Regions from separate parts of the Mus musculus genome. Here region 2 is linked to region 1. Evidence: chromatin loops called from intact Hi-C (ENCODE). Cell type or tissue: heart. All regions are shown on one strand.

Region 1 (8,000 bases):
TTTAGAAGTTTCTCTCAAGGAGTTCCTAGATGCTGTAAGCCAGGTTAGGGTGTAGGTGTCTCCTTTACTGTATGTTCGTTCATCTTTGAGCAAAGCCTTTCTTTCTTCTCCACACATCACACATTTAGTTAGCAGCCCATTCTGCTTTTATGTCACAACACCAGAGAGGAGTGGTGAGAACAGAAGCTACATGCTCAGAAGTCTGAAATGTCTTCTGTTAGATCTTTTACAGCAGAGGTTTACCAAGCATCCATGACGTAGGCAGAGGTACTCTTTACTCTCCAGGTCAGTCCGGCTATGACTCTGGCACTCTTTTTGGCACTGGTGATAGAAGACAGAACCAGAAATCCCTACTTGTTGGAACTTATAATAAAGAAGAGGAAAATAAATGTATGAAACAGTGTATAAAAGTTATTCAGGGAGGCAAAAAGGAGGTTTAACAACAAAGTGTTATGGACAGCTATTTGAAGGCAGTCTGAAGAGACAGAGAGAGAGGCAGGCAGTGGAGAAAAGCATGGGTGAAGCAGAAGACCAGTGTAGATGGAGTAATCACTTTATGGTTCCCACAGCTGGGCATTTGTAGTCAATAGTTATTGCTGGGTTAAGGCGACAGCTTACACTGCAGTTTAATGGCACCCTCCACAGGCCCATTCACTGTTCTATGAAGTCAGCTCTTTCATCATAATAGGGGTATGTAGTGAATTTTGGGAACATGTGGGTATCTCCAAACCTCAGATGCCGTATATATATGCCTGTCGTGAGAAGCAACATTATGTCAAATACATGACAATAACCTTGTTCTTAGTTGCAAGGAAGTGATGTGCAGTGTGATGCTAGATAAAGTATTCTTTAGTGTCATGAAAATAATGCAGAGGGTCTGCAGGCCAGACAATTAAACTTCCACCATGAGTGTGAGATTATCCTTGGAAGGATTAAGTTGATCTTCCTTGGATTGGAAAAGTGTACATTTATTGAAGCTAGGGGGACACCTGGTCATCCTGGGTAATTGTTTCACAACAATTGCTTAGCATTGGCTTTGTTTGTTGGTAGACTGGAGACACTGCAAGAGCGATAGGCAGAGCACCCTGAGAAAGGTGAAAAGCATGCTTTAAGTGCAACTGTGTTATCCTTGTATGCTGCCAGAGCCAATTTGTGACATGGAACCACTGATGGACTCTGAGAAAGCCTGGAGAAAAATGTTATGGGCATTCCCAGAGTCAGTTATCTTAGCCATCTGATATTTTAAAATCTCCATAATGGTGTGCTTCAGTGGACATACAAATATCCTTATATTCTGTGTCAGTTGTCAGATTTTCAGTTAGGAAATATTTGTTAGGTTAGTGACTGCATACTGGGTACTAGATGCTATGTTGTCTATATTAAAAATCTTAGTCTTGTGCTGCCTTGGAGATTGGCATTTCAATCTGATTGAGGCTGTAATGATCTAGCAATCTACTTTGTTTTTGTTTCCTCTAAGGAGATGACTTAAATAGGAATTAGGGGAAGGTTTTGGCTATCCTCTCTATTTTTGGAATTAATCTCTGCACTTCTCTTAGGGACACAGTACAGGCTGAGCATCCCTTGATCCAAAATAGTTGGGGCCATAAGTGATTCAGACTTGAGAATGTGTGCATGTATTCCTTAAAGTCTTATGTCAGACCCAAATCTAAGTGCAAAACGTGTTCACACTTCCTTATTCACATACACTTTGCAGTACAGTCTGCAGGTAACTGTACCTGCATTTTTACTGTGATGTGTCACAGAAGGCCACTTGTACAATATTCAACATTTTATTACTCCAAATGTTTCAGACTATGGAATACTTCAGTTTTGGGACTTTTGGATTTGGGGTTCATACTTGCATTGTTTCTGTGTTCTTGGGAGTAGAAGGGCATGTTCAAGAGAACCCCGTTTAATGCTCGCTCCCATCACAGCTGCCACTCTGCAAGGCCTGCAACCTACATACTCCTCTGCAAGGCTCAGTCTTTGAATAGTTCAGGTCAGGTGGACAATTTTAGAGGCCATATCTAATAACCCCTGTAAGTGTGGACTCTTTCCTTGACCAAGAGTCGCCCAGAGTAGATCTCGTTGGGGCAGCATTATCCAAAGTGTATTTCTAGACCAGCACTAATTGACAAACTTATGGTGATTATTACTGGGTATTAATTGCAAATCCACAGACATTATCCTAATCCTATTAAATCAGAATCCTGGAGAGCGGTTTCTTAAATCAGTATTTTCCTTATGGCTCTGTGAGGGGTGGTGCTGCTGTACTTGAACCAGGGTTGTGAGGATGTCTTCCTACTGACCTACACCCTGCTGATGAGCTAATATACCCTGAGAATTGACATTTACTAAGGCTCACCACATGTAACTATTGATAAATACTTGTTTCTATCAGTAGTTCTCAACCAGGATCAATTGTGCTTCTTATGTAAGATTCTTAAATAAAACACACTTTTTAAACATAATAATTATAATCTAAGACTCAGGTTCCATTTGTATCTGTTTATAATCCCCTCCCCGCCATGCAAGCAATCCTAATTAAATACAATGGGACACATATACACCACACACGCGTGCACGCACACACACACACATACACACAAAAATAACCAGAAGGGGGAAGACAAAATTTAGTGGAGAGTGGGAGTAAAGGAGGATAATGAGGAGAAAGATAAAAAAGTATATTTTATATGTGTGTGTGTTCAAAATTGAAAAATAAAAAGAATCACTATAGAAAAATAAAAACGAAAAACTTCCAATATATGCTCCTCAGAGGGCTCTCAGCCTCTGCATGGACTTAGTGCTGAGTATTGGGCGTAAGGCATGCTTTGGCCCCCTAAGTTTCTGCTTCCCTGTGTATGTCATGAAGATCTCAGTCCCATGATTATTGTGCTCTTGCCATAGAGTACAACAACGGGTCAGAGAAGTCTGGTTACCTCTCATCCCTCTAGCTTACCCTGGAAATTGTACCACATTCTCTCTAACAGTGAAGCTGTACCTGCTGGCCTTTGAGGTCACTGCTGTCGCCCTGAGGTTAGGGTATCCATTTCCATGTCAATCACACCTACCATTCTGTCTGACCTACAGAGTTCTTCAGATCTAAGTCATCTATTATTATGTCTTCTTTGTGTCTGGCTCACCAAAGCATTTATTAGATGTGAGCCATAGCTACCAGTTTTAAAATATGTATGTATGTATGTATGTGTGTGTGTGTATGTATGTATGTATGTATGTATGTATGTATGTATGTATGTATGTATATATGTGTCTGTCCAAGTGTATGCATTCTTATTGTAAGTACACACATTTGTCTACATACATGAAGGCCAGAAGAGAGAGTCAACATACCCACCTTTATTACCCTGTGCCTACTTCTTTGAGCCAGGGCCTCTGCCTGAATGTGAAACTCATTTCCTTGGTAGGATGGATGCAATCCCCAGTCATTCTCTTGTCTCTGGCCCGTCTCAGAGTGGGGGTTACAGGCATACATGAGACGTCCAACTTGTAACATAGATGCTACAATTCAAACTCTGACTTTCATGATTACACAGCAAGCACTCTTAACAGCTAAGCCAGTTCTCTAGTTCCAGTCTATTCATTTTTAAACATTTATTTGGTTAGGGGTTCATGCAATGATACTATAGAGCGTGTGTAGAGGTCAGAGAACAACTTGGAGAAGTTGATTCTCCCCTTCCACCATATGGGTCCTAGTGATTGATCTTTGGTCGTTGTGCTTAACAGCAAGTGTCTTTAGCTTCTATGCCACCTGCTGACTCTCATCAGTGAATTTTTAATGTACTGATGGAAGTATTATCCCAGAGAGTCAAGTTGAAGATGGACATGCCCCATCCCCTAGCTGAACATAATGGGCCCATTATTTCTGTAAATGTTGCTATCTTTTGTCAAAATTTTCTTAGAGATTTTCTGATTTTTCAATTGCAGACTCTAGAATGTTATTAGCTATCCTTTTCAAACTGTTACTGCCACCTTCATTATTCCACCAACATGCTATATTCTAAATCCTTGGGGTCTAATTCCTTGGGAATTGTGCTCTCATCAATGACTTTGATTTAATTTCTTTGGGTGATTGGGATTCTAAGGCTGGCCTTAAACTTGCTGTTTGCTGTTCATCTGACTCAGCCTCCTTAGTGGTGGGATTACAGATACGAGAGGCCATACTTAGCTTTGATGATTACAACCCCCAGGAGCCACACATCCCCAGCTCTTCCTAAGTGGACAGCTCCTAAAGCAGCATGGTTTTAGGATGAGATCGCTCCCTCTGGAGGAGGCCAAGTTACTGTCTCTGATCGTTAGTCCAGATATCTATCTATTGCTGCCTACAAAACCATCTCACATTTAAGTCAGCAATTTATTACTAATCTCTTTGTTTGAGTAGAGTGGGTTTGAAAGAGAACCCAAGGACAAGACTAGAGAGCTGATGGAATTTGAGGGGATTTTTGAAGAGTGTTGTTGTAAAAGAGTTCAGAGCAATAGAACAATTGGAAGGAAATGTGGGATTAAGAGAAGGACTGAAAAAACTGAAAATAAAAAAAAAGAGAGAACGACTGGAGATGGGGTAAATAAATACCAGCATGTTTATGCTGTGCCAAGTGATCCGGAAGACTTCATATTTATAAGATGACACAGAGGAGAAAGAGGAAAGGGCTGTCACTGAGCAAGGAAAGAAATGGAATTTGATACAAAGCAGCTGCTCTGGTCTTTACTTAGAAAGGTAGACTGCTCCTCTCATTACAATAAGGTGGGCACTGCCAGTAATCTCAAAGTTCCCCTTTGCTTCAATTTTCTCAGTAAAGCAGGAAATGATATTATCACTCGAGAATGATACACACATGTGCATGGGGGGAGGGCGAATATGATTGGGAGAATGAATGAATGAATGAATGAATGAATGAATCAGATGACTATTGAAATAGAAAAATAAGGACAATGACAGGAGTGGTGTGACACATAGCAAGAATTTCTCTTTCTCCCTCTTCCCCCTCCCTCCCCCCCCAGAGAGAGAGAGAGAGAGAGAGACTGCAAAAGGCTGAGGCTAGCCACCATACAGTATCAGCTGGATACCAATGAGACATCAGAATTCTTGACCCTGAATTTAAAATCAGATGAGTCATTATTTTTTATGTTTTCCCCAGTTTCATGCAGGATGGAAAAAAAATAGAGAAGTTAGAGTTAGTGGGTTTTGTCTAGAGTCTGCCTAGGTAAAAGAGGGAGTTTAGGTGCTCTCAGAGGTGTGAATACAACAAAAGATTGTGGACTTTCAGCAGGCGTGGGAACATGAGAACTAAAGAAGACCACATAGGATGCAGCACAGTGAGGGAGTGGTGTGCAGCTTCTTGAGGGGTCTCGAGGAAGAATTGGGTTACTAATGGTGACTTGAAAGGGAGAGAAATTGGGGTGGCAACCCCCAAGACATTACCTGGGAGAACTTTGCAGAAGCAGGGAAGAGTGTTGGGAAGGTCATCTGTGTACTGAGTTACTGAGATCTGAGACAAAAGGCATGCTGGACAGTGTCAAAGATGGCAGTGGTGGTGAGACTCCGATAGTGACAACGTTTAAGGATGTGGAATTCAAAGCTGAGGTTCAGTGAGGACTGTTAGATGGTCCAATTTGGAATGTTAATAGTTTGTGTTACTTTCCCCTCTAGGAATAAGCAATATCAGAATGTGAATGTCCTAATGCTTTTAGGAAAACTTGTTTGTGTAAAGATGTTTCATGCTTTAATCACCAGAGGGTGCCAGAGTCAAGCAAATGATTTTTCTTCTCTTCATATGTGTATACAATATAGGTTGAGTATATACATACTCTACTGGGCCCCCCTCCAGCCCCTTGAGAACTCACCCCCAGCACATTTTCCCCTCAACTTCATGAAATAAACACACACATACACACAAGCGCACAAACACACACTTCTGAAACAAATATCCAATAAGTGCTGCTTGTATGTATTTGGGTACTTTTAGTTTTCATCTGTAGCTGAGATAATCTTCAAGTAGTGGAAGGAGGCACTATTTATATTGGAGAGGGGAAGTGTGTAAGTGAGAATTTGCCACATAAACTAGGACATGTGTTCTTCTCTCCATACAAATCTCCAACTTCTTATATTTTTGTTTGTGAACCTAGTCTTTAGTGGCTCGGCCATCTCTTCGGCTCCAAAGCTCTAATTCCTATAATTAAAATGAAAACAGGAGAAAGTGGACAAACTGGCCTTCACCTTGATGGTGGGGAAACCCTCTCCTCTTTACTCCACCTCCCTAACTATCTTTACTGCACACTTCATGTTTCCCTTTGATATAATGAGACAATGTTTCAAATAAGAGAATTGTTGCATTCAGAAAAGTAGGTAGGGCTTCCAAAACTAGCCTGAAGTATTCTTTAAATTCTAACAGCTTTGGTTTTTGTCTTCTATGGCAATTCTTCTGAACTTGTCTTAGTTTTAGATAAGCCTTCCATGCTAAGTACATTAAAACCCATATGTCCAGACCCCTTTGGAGTGGTGGGGGGTGAGGGAGGGTCCTGCCTGGCACTTCTGTAGGTCAGAGGACAACTCTAAGGTATAGATTCTCCTCCTTCCACCTTGTGAGATCCACAGATCAAACTCAGATTGCAAGTCCTGTGATTGTTTGCCTCTACTGGCTGAGTTATCTCAAGACTCGAAAATGATTTTTCTATTTAAGTATTTCTATTAAATTTTTTATCTTTTAATTAGCCAAAACATTCTCATTCTCTTTCTGTGTCTCTATTCCTCTGTCTGTCTCTGACTGTCTGTCTCTGTCTGTCTGTCTGTCTGTCTCTGTCTCTCTCTCTCTCTGTCTCTCTCTCTCGCCTGAATAAGGAGAAAGCAAGCTAGGCATCAGCACCCATCTCTTTCTGCTTCCTGGATGCAGATGCAGTGTGAACTGCGGTCAAATGTCCCGGCTGCCAGAATTGCCTCTCTATAGTGCAATATGCCCTCAAGCTCAGAGACAAATAAACCCTTTCTTCCTAGTTTCCTTTGTTAAAGTATTTTTTCACCATATAAGAGAAGTAGCTAATACATATTTTTTATTTCAAGCAGAGGATATTTAGTTTGTATGTGATTTAACATTTTAAACATTTGAAGACCTTCACACGGTGTCACTTATGAGCAGTGTTTAGATTTTCAGAACAGACATGTTTCAGAAATAAAGGACTTATCACCAAGGCAGAAACGCAGGCAACCCTTTCAGTCTTCTTAAAACCCAGGCAAAAAGGCATGTATAATTAGTGAAAATAGCAAATACCAGAAGTTACTGTTTTGCCCTTAAGTTATCTGTGGCAAAGCTGTACTGCTATATTCTCTCATCTTCTCCTTCTCCCTCTCCTCCTCTACCTTCCCCACTCTCCTGCCCCCACTGCATGAGAACACTTGCCATTTGCTTGAGTAAACTAGCTTTGCTTACACTTTTACTTTATTTTTATTTTCACTTTATTTTATTATGCAAGAACACTATGGTACTGGAAACACAAATACCCTGTGGCCCACAGTCTTTCCACAGAATTGGTCAGTATGTGTATCATTTGTTTCTTTCCACATCCTTAATTTTGCTCTTTCTTTTCTGTAAGGTCTGCCTTTATTTGTTACTTGACCTTTTTCCCTTACAAGTTTTAATATTCTTTCTTTGTTTTATGCATTTGATGTTTTAATTATTATGTGACAGGAGGAACTTCTTTTCTGGTCCAATCTATTTGGAGTTCTGTAGGCTTCTTGTATGTTCATCGGCATCTCTTTCTTTAGGTTAGAAAACTTTTCTTCTATAATTTTATTGAAGATACTTATTGGCTCTTTTAGTTGGGAATCTTCCCTCTCTTCTATACTTATTATCCTTAGGTTTAGTCTTCTCATTGTGTCCTGGATTTCCTGGATGTTTTGGGTTAGGAGCTGTTTGCATTTTGCATTGTCTCTGACTGTTGTGTCAATGTTTTCTATGGTATCTTCTGCACCTGAGATTCTCTCT
Region 2 (8,000 bases), 2.0 Mb before region 1:
GTTTTGTCTTCATTTTCATTAAACTCTAAAAGGTCTTTAATTTCTTTCTTTATTCCTTCCTTGAGCAAGGTATCATTGAGAAGAGTGTTGTTCAATTTCCCCATGAATGTTGGTTTTCCATTTTTTATGTTGTTATTGAAGATCATCCTTAGTCCATAGTGGTCTGATAGGATGCATGGGAAAATTTCAATATTTTTGGATCTGTTGAGGCCTGTTTTGTGGAAAATTATATGGTCAATTTTGGAGAATGTACCATGAGGTGCTGAGAAGAAGGTATATCCTTTTGTTTTAGGATAAAATGTTCTATAGATATCTGTTAAGTCCATTTGTTTCATAACTTCTGTTAGTGTCACTGTGTCCTTGTTTAGTTTCTGTTTCCACGACCTGTCCATTGATGAAAGTGGTGTGTTGAAGTCTCCCACTATTATTGTGTGAGGTGCAATATGTGCTTTGAGCTTTCCTAAAGTTTCTTTAATGAATGTGGCTGCCCTTGCATTTGGAGCATAGATATTCAGATTTGAGAGTTCCTCCTGGAGGATTTTACCTTTGATGCGTATGAAGTGTCCCTCCTTTTCTTTTTTGATAACTTTGTTTTGGAAGTCGATTTTATTCGATATCAGAATGGCTACTCCAGCTTGTTTCTTCAGACCATTTGCTTGGAAAATTGTTTTCCAGCCTTTCACTCTGAGGTAGTGTCTGTCTTTTTCCCTGAGATGGGTTTCCTGTAAGCAGCAAAATGTTGGGTCCTGTTTGTGTAGCCAGTCTGTTAGTCCATGTCTTTTTATTGGGGAATTGAGTCCATTGATATTAAGAGATATTAAGGAAAAGTAATTGTTGCTTCCTATTATTTTTGTTGTTAGAGTTGGCATTCTGTTATTGTGGCTGTCTTCTTTTCGGTTTGTTGAAGGATTACTTTCTTGCTTTTTCTAGGTCGTGGTTTCTGTCCTTGTATTGGTTTTTTTCTATTATCTTCCTTTGAAGGGCTGGATTTGTGGAAAGATAATGTGTGAATTTGGTTTTGCCGTGAAATACTTTGGTTTCTCCATCTATGGTAATTGAGAGTGTGGCTGGTTATAGTAGCCTGGGCTGGCATTTGTGTTCTTTTAGTGTCTGTATAACATCTGTCCAGGATCTTCTGGCTTTCATAGTCTGGTGAAAAGTCTGGTGTAATTCTGATAGGCCTGCCTTTATATGTTATTTGACCTTTTCCCCTTACTGCTTTTAATATTCTATCTTTATTTAGTGCATTTGTTGTTCTGATTATTATATGTCAGGAGGAATTTCTTTTCTGGTTCAGTCTATTTGGAGTTCTGTAGGCTTCTTGTATGTTCATGGGCATGTCTTTCTTTAGGTTTGGGAAGTTTTCTTCTATAATTTTGTTGAAGATATTTACTGACCCTTTAAGTTGAAAATCTTCATTCTCATCTACTCCTATTATCCGTAGGTTTGGTCTTCTCATTGTGTCCTGGATTTCCTGGATGTTTTGAGTTAGGATCTTTTTGCATTTTGTATTTTCTTTGATTTTTGTGCCGATGTTCTCTATGGAATCTTCTGCACCTGAGATTCTCTCTTCCATCTCTTCTATTCTTTTGCTAATGCTCGCATCTATGGTTCCAGATTTCTTTCCTAGGGTTTCTATCTCCAGTGTTGCCCTACTTTGGGTTTTCCTTATTGTGTCTACTTCCCTTTTTAGGTCTTGGATGGTTTTATTCAATTCCATCAACTGTTTGGGCGTGTTTTCCTGCAATTCTTTAAGGAATTTTTGTGCTTTCTCTTTAAGGTCTTCTACCTGTTTAGCAGTGTTCTCCTTTATTTCTTTAAGTGAGTTATTAAAGTCCTTCTTGATGTCCTCTACCATCATATAAGTTAAATCCAGGTCTATCTTTTCAGGTGTGTTGGGGTGCCCAGGACTGGGTGGGGTGGGAGTGCTGTGTTCTGATGATGGTGAGTGGCCTTGGTTTCTGTTAGTAAGATTCTTATGTTTGCCTTTTGCCATCTGGTAATCTCTGGAGTTAGGTTTTTTTGTTGTTGTTTTGTTTTGTTTTGTTTTGTTTTTTCGAGACAGGGTTTCTCTGTATAGCTCTGGCTGTCCTGGAGCTCACTTTGTAGACCAGGCTGGCCTCGAACTCAGAAATCCACCTGCCTCTGCCTCCCGAGTGCTGGGATTAAAGGCGTGCACCACCACGACCAGCTTGTTTTTTGTTTTTTGATTTTTTTTTTGTAGGAGTTAGTTGTTATAGTTGTCTCTGGTTAGAGCTTGTTCCTCAGGTGATTGATTATGTTAGCCTCTATCAGCAGACCTGCGAGACTAGCTTTCTCCTGAGTTTCAGTGGTCAGAGTACTCTCTGCAGGCAAGCTCTCCTCTTCCAGGGACGTTGCCCAGATATCTGGTGTTCGAACCTGCCTCCTGGCAGAAGTTGTGTTCCACTCACCAGAGGTCCTACGATCCTGTGGAGAGTCCTGTGGGGACCTTGGTGGTGTCCTCAGACTCGCGCCCAAGGTGAGTCAGTGCTGGCTCCAAACAGAAGGGACCGAATAGTCAATTCTTGATGTGAAATTTCAAGAAGAATTCAATCTTTGTTCTTCACATAAAACCTGGGAGAAGTTCAACAAAAAGAATGTGTGTCTCTGCTAAACATGCCACAGGTCAGTGTCCTTTCCACATTTCTTTTTTTTAAAAAAAAAAAAACTTTTAATTCAAATCATCCAAAAGTTTTATTCTCCATATATGGAATGTTATCTAAAGAACTTATTTTCTATGATCTTTATTTTCTTCTGTAATAATGAAAATTTAATGTTTTGGTCTTTCATGTATATAACATCTTTATATTTTAACTTGATTTTATATTGTGAGGACATATAATTCCCTTGGACTAGCTACCTGCATGTCTCAAAAAGGATCTATTGGAATGATGCTCAAAGAACATATTGATGGATAGTTTCTATGCTGAATAAGTTCTGTCCTTTTATGTTAGTGTGAAGTAAGGTCTCTTCTGCCATATAAATTGCATTTCAGGGATGCTCAGGTTTCTAAAACACAAGCTTGTGAATGAGGATATAGAAATAAGTATAAATTCACATCACTAAAGAAGATATGAAAGAGTAGAATTTGTAGAAGCTAAAATTACATGAAATCCACTGTCTTAAATACTAATAGTAAATATATTATTAGCTCCCTAGGGTCACAAATGATGGAAGGAAAATGTCTTTCTTTTACCATTATTGTGATTGTGAGCTGATATAGATTTCAGTATTCTCACAACTCTTTTTTCATGGCTCATATCACACAGTAATCACTGTTGACACCTGAAATCTATTTGTCTCAAGAGAGATACTGTCCCTGTGGTAAATTTTCAATATAGAAATTGTTATTTTCCTCTCTTTTTGGTTTCAGTCCTGTTTTCTTAACCTTTGTATTTCATCACATGAACAATATTAGTAAAAATTTTCTAGAGAGGATAACTATGGTGCTGTACATAAACCATCAATTTACAAACATAAATGAATGTCCTTTCTTTTTTTTTTTTTTTTCTTTTTTTTTTCAAGACAGTGTTTCTCTGTGTAGCCTTGACTGTCTTGGAACTCACTCTGTAGACCAGTCTGGCCTTGAACTCAGAAATCCGCCTGCCTCTGTCTCCCAAGTGCTGGGAATAAAGGCGTTCGCCACCACGCCCAGCAAGAAAGGATATCTTGATTACTTCTTTTTTAAATTAAAAAAGCATTTTTTTTTCCAGTATCAAGTAGGTAGTTTTCCATTCCCGCGTCTGTTAACCTTCAAGGCCTTGGACTTCTCACTTGAGGAATGGGAATGTCTCAGTTTTGCTCAGAGGACATTGTACATGGATGTGATGTTGGAGAATTACAACAATCTGTTGTTTGTGCGTAAGAATGAACTTACTGTTGAATTCCTGTATCTCTCTCTGAGTTTTCCTACTATGTGTTTATGTAAATGCTCTGAGATATCCAGAGACCCTTGAATGAGGGAAATTCTAGTTAAAATCATAACTTTTTCATTGTGTTTCCTTTACATTTCTCTGCTTTCTTTGGAAAAGTAACTAGTGCTATATTCTCTGAGATCACTCCTTATCACTTATCAAGCTTCAGTCAAGATAAAAAAGTTCAAGTAAAAATTTAAATATCCAGAAGAAGAAATTATATTTCTATACATACAATAGTTGCAATTTTAAAATCTTACTATTGCTTTAAAATGTTCCCTTATTTATGAATCTAAAAATATACAAGGTTTCAAGTGGATATAGAGCTGTTGGTTTGGCCAATATTTTTTTTTTTATTTAACTTTTTGACATTTGATCTCTGTGTTTAGATCTAGGACAACGTGATCTTTATCCTAGCATTTTGGATGTTGAAACAAACCTATTTAGTGGTTTCCCTGACACTAATGGTTATATCATAAATTTATACCTGACCAAATTTATACCTGATTCAGTGTCACTCTGAATCAAACTGTAACCATAAAATTAGAGATATATTGTTTAGAATTCTACTTTCTGAAAATTCACTACAGATGGATCATTATTTGTCCCAACTTATGCAGAGTACAATTTTCTGTTTTATTGGTCATTTTATTTATTTACATGTCAAATATTATGCCCCTTCTCCATTCCCTGTCTGGAAACTCGATATCCCACCCCTCGCCCCAGCTTTTATGATGACTCCCCTCCCACCAATCCACCTACTCCCACCTCATATCCCTAGGATTCTCCTATGCTGGGATATTGAGCCTTCATGGTACCAAGGGACTCTCCTCCTGTTGATGCCATATAAGGCAATCCTCTGCTATATATAAAGCTGCAGACATTTGTACTTCTATGTGAACTCTTTATTTGGTGATTTGACCCTTGGGAGCCTTGTGTGGTCTTGTTGTTTGATATTGTTGTTCCTCCTACACAGTTGCAAAGCCCTTCAGCTTCTTCAGTCCTTACCTTAACTCCTTCATTTTAGTCCCCTTGCTCAGTCCAATGGTTGGTACAGGTTCTGCATCTCTTTGGTCCAGTCTCTGAATGGCCTTACCTTCAGCCTCTTTTCCATTCTTTGTCCCTCTTTTTCTTTAAGAGAGGAGCAATTTTGGGTCATTATATTTGAGGTGGGTATGATGTCAAATTTGAAAATAAAAGTTGGCAGGCTTTTATCATTTCCAGTCATTTGATATAAATCATATTTGAGGTTCTTCTGAGGATACATGTAATGATTCAAAAAAAAGGAAAAAAAACCTCTTTTGAGAGTACAAATCCATGAGATCACTGATTATTGAATCCCTTACTCCTTATATAAGTAAATCATGTCACCTCTAATTGCCCCCCACCCGTTTTTTTTTTTTCAGGAAATCATTGCATATATGGAATGTATGGGAAGGTCATGGATCAAGACAGCCAGTACATTGTTCTTGAACACATGAATATTCAAGAGAAGTCTTCTAAATGTAACAAGCCTAGCAATGTGTTTCTAGAATCCCCCCATTATACACCTCACAAATGTACTGAATGTGACAAATGCTTTTCCCAAAAATCTCATCTTAATATTCATCAGAAAATTCATGCAGGAGAGAAACCTTACAAATGCAGTGGATGTGACAAATGCTTTACTGAAAAAGGCAGTCTGAGAAGGCATCAGAGAATTCATACAGGAGAGAAACCTTACAAATGCAGTGAATGTGACAAATGCTTTACTAGAAAAGGCACTCTGAGAATTCATCAGAGAATTCATACAGGAGAGAAACCTTACAAATGCAGTGAATGTGACAAATGCTTTACCCAAAAATTTAATTTGAGATCTCATCAGAGAATTCATACAGGAGAGAAACCTTACAAATGCAGTGAATGTGACAATTGCTTTACTGAAAAAGGCAATCTGAGAAGGCATCAGAGAATTCATACAGGAGAGAAACCTTACAAATGTAGTGAATGTGACAAATTCTTTACCCGAAAATCCCATCTTAGTATTCATCAGAAATTTCATACAGGAGAGAAACCTTACAAATGCAGTGAATGTGAGAAATACTAACAAAGACAATCTGAGAATTCATCAGAGAATTAATAATGGATAGAAACCTTACAAATGTAGTCAATGTGACAAATGCTTTACCCGAAAAATCCAATCTTAGTATTCATCAGAAAGTTCATACAGGAGAAAAATCTTACAAATATAGTCAGTGTGACAAATGCTTTACCTACCAAGCCAAGCTTAGTATTCATCAGAAAATTCATACAGGAGAGAAGCCTTACAAATGCAGTGAATATGAGAAATGCTTTACTAACAAAAGCAATCTGAGAATTCATCAGAGACTTCACACAGAAGAGAAACCTTACAAATGTCATGAATGTGACAAGTGCTCTCCCCAAAAATCCCATCTTAGTATTCATCAGGGAATTCATAAAGGAGAGAAACCTTACAAATGTAGTGAATGTGACAAATGCTGTACCAGACAATCCAATCTTAGTATGCATCAGAGAATTCATACAGGAGAGAAACCTTACAAATGTAGTGAATGTGACAAATTCTTTACCCGAAAATCCCATCTTAGTATTCATCAGAAATTTCATTCAGGAGAGAAACCTTACAAATGCAGTGAATGTGAGAAATGGTTTACTAACAAAGACAATCTAAGAATTCATCAGAGAATTCATACAGTAGAGAAAGAAACCTTACAAATAGTTACAAACCTTACAAATACAATACAATGTGAGGCTGAGAAATCATCAGTTATTTCATACAGTAGAGGATCTTTATAAAGTGAAAGAAGAAACTTTTCAAATATATTGAAGGTATGAATCCTAGAATGTAACAGTTAATACTTACAGGCTAGAAACTTAACACATGCATTATATGAAGAAATATTCTTGACTTCATTTCAGGTCAGAGAAAACATCTAAGAACTTTTTAAGGGAAAGTATTTCTGTTGGGGAAAATGTGGCATATGTTTTATTCACAGTGTCCTGGCAACACTTGAGGCTCCACACTAGAGAATTAGTATGATTATGAAAATCTTGTGAAAATTTTCATGCAATGTTCAAATCTTAGGTAATGTCAACTATTTATGCTGTGAGAAACTCTGAACATGTGGAAATGTAGAAAGCTTTTCATGATACCCTTTTACTTGTTCACCCTCAAATATTACAAGATGAAGACAAGTTGGGAAGTCAGAAGAGAGTATTGTGTAACACTTTCATTGAGACAGAAGTAATCCATTTCAAAAGGGAACTATTTAAGGTCTTTAATAAAACCCTCAAAATATCTAATAAAACTGGTAACACTCTGTATATTTAATTCAAATGACCCAATTCAGAAAAATTATACTTAAAAGAGTATCTGGCAAACTGAGCCACCCAGTCAGCATATTCTTTATCCTATAAGTATGCTTACAGATGTGAAGTATGCTTCGAGTATCCAGTAATCATAATTCTTCTCAAATGCTTGTTTCACATTATAGGATAACAAATGACTATGAGTCTCTTGTGATCTGGTCAACAAGTCCTTTCCTATTGTCCTGTAACTAACTCCAATAAAGCTGAAATTTCTACAAGTTTGCTTTGGTTGTTTTCAACTTGCACTTGGGATACTCAGATGAATATATGTTGCATCTTCCCAGGATATGCCTCACAGAAAACATACGTGGAAGTCAGGAATATTTTTGCAAGGCTGTATCATAAAGTTAATAGTAGTTATTTTTCAACTGATTGATAACAATCCCTTTGTGGTGTAAAGACCTTTTCACAGTGGTTGCTTAAAAGCGTAGGAAAGCACATATTTCTTATTGTTTTAGAACTGAGAAATCATTCATTGAACTGTTGGGTAGTCTGCCCACCAAAGAATAATTTGAATTCTATGTCAGTGTTTAGCATTAAAAAATTAGAAACACTGTATTAGATATGTTGATTTGTGTTAACTAAAATAGGGAAGATTCAATTCAGTGTTCCAGGCTAGTATTACTAGGTTAAGATAAAAAGGCTCAAAAAAGGAAATATGTAGACACTTTCAGAGCA

What was found. Peaks named below come from ENCODE experiments on the same cell type or tissue, not always from the same donor. Only the 100,000 strongest peaks of a DNase experiment are listed, where the experiment ranks them.
Region 2: a loop joins it to region 1, with 6 times the contacts of the local background. A loop is called at or near these places in 12 of 42 quality-filtered maps.

The regions. Positions count from the first base shown.
Region 1 is chr4:147,420,368-147,428,367 of GRCm38, forward strand. No RefSeq gene overlaps it. Among named protein-coding and RNA genes, the nearest start is that of Gm46898, 13 kb to the left of the region's middle. In heart, a CTCF peak has its summit at 5,763 (motif pointing right); DNase peaks (open chromatin) are centred at 1,144, 3,004, 3,414 and 5,404.
Region 2 is chr4:145,444,126-145,452,125 of GRCm38, forward strand. It overlaps Gm42346, which reads left to right. Exons shown (of 3, transcript XM_030253952.1): 3 at 5,342-7,124. The coding sequence starts at 5,362. The coding sequence ends at 6,021. Among named protein-coding and RNA genes, the nearest start is that of Gm42346, 36 kb to the left of the region's middle. In heart, no CTCF peak of the experiment used is centred here; no DNase peak of the experiment used is centred here.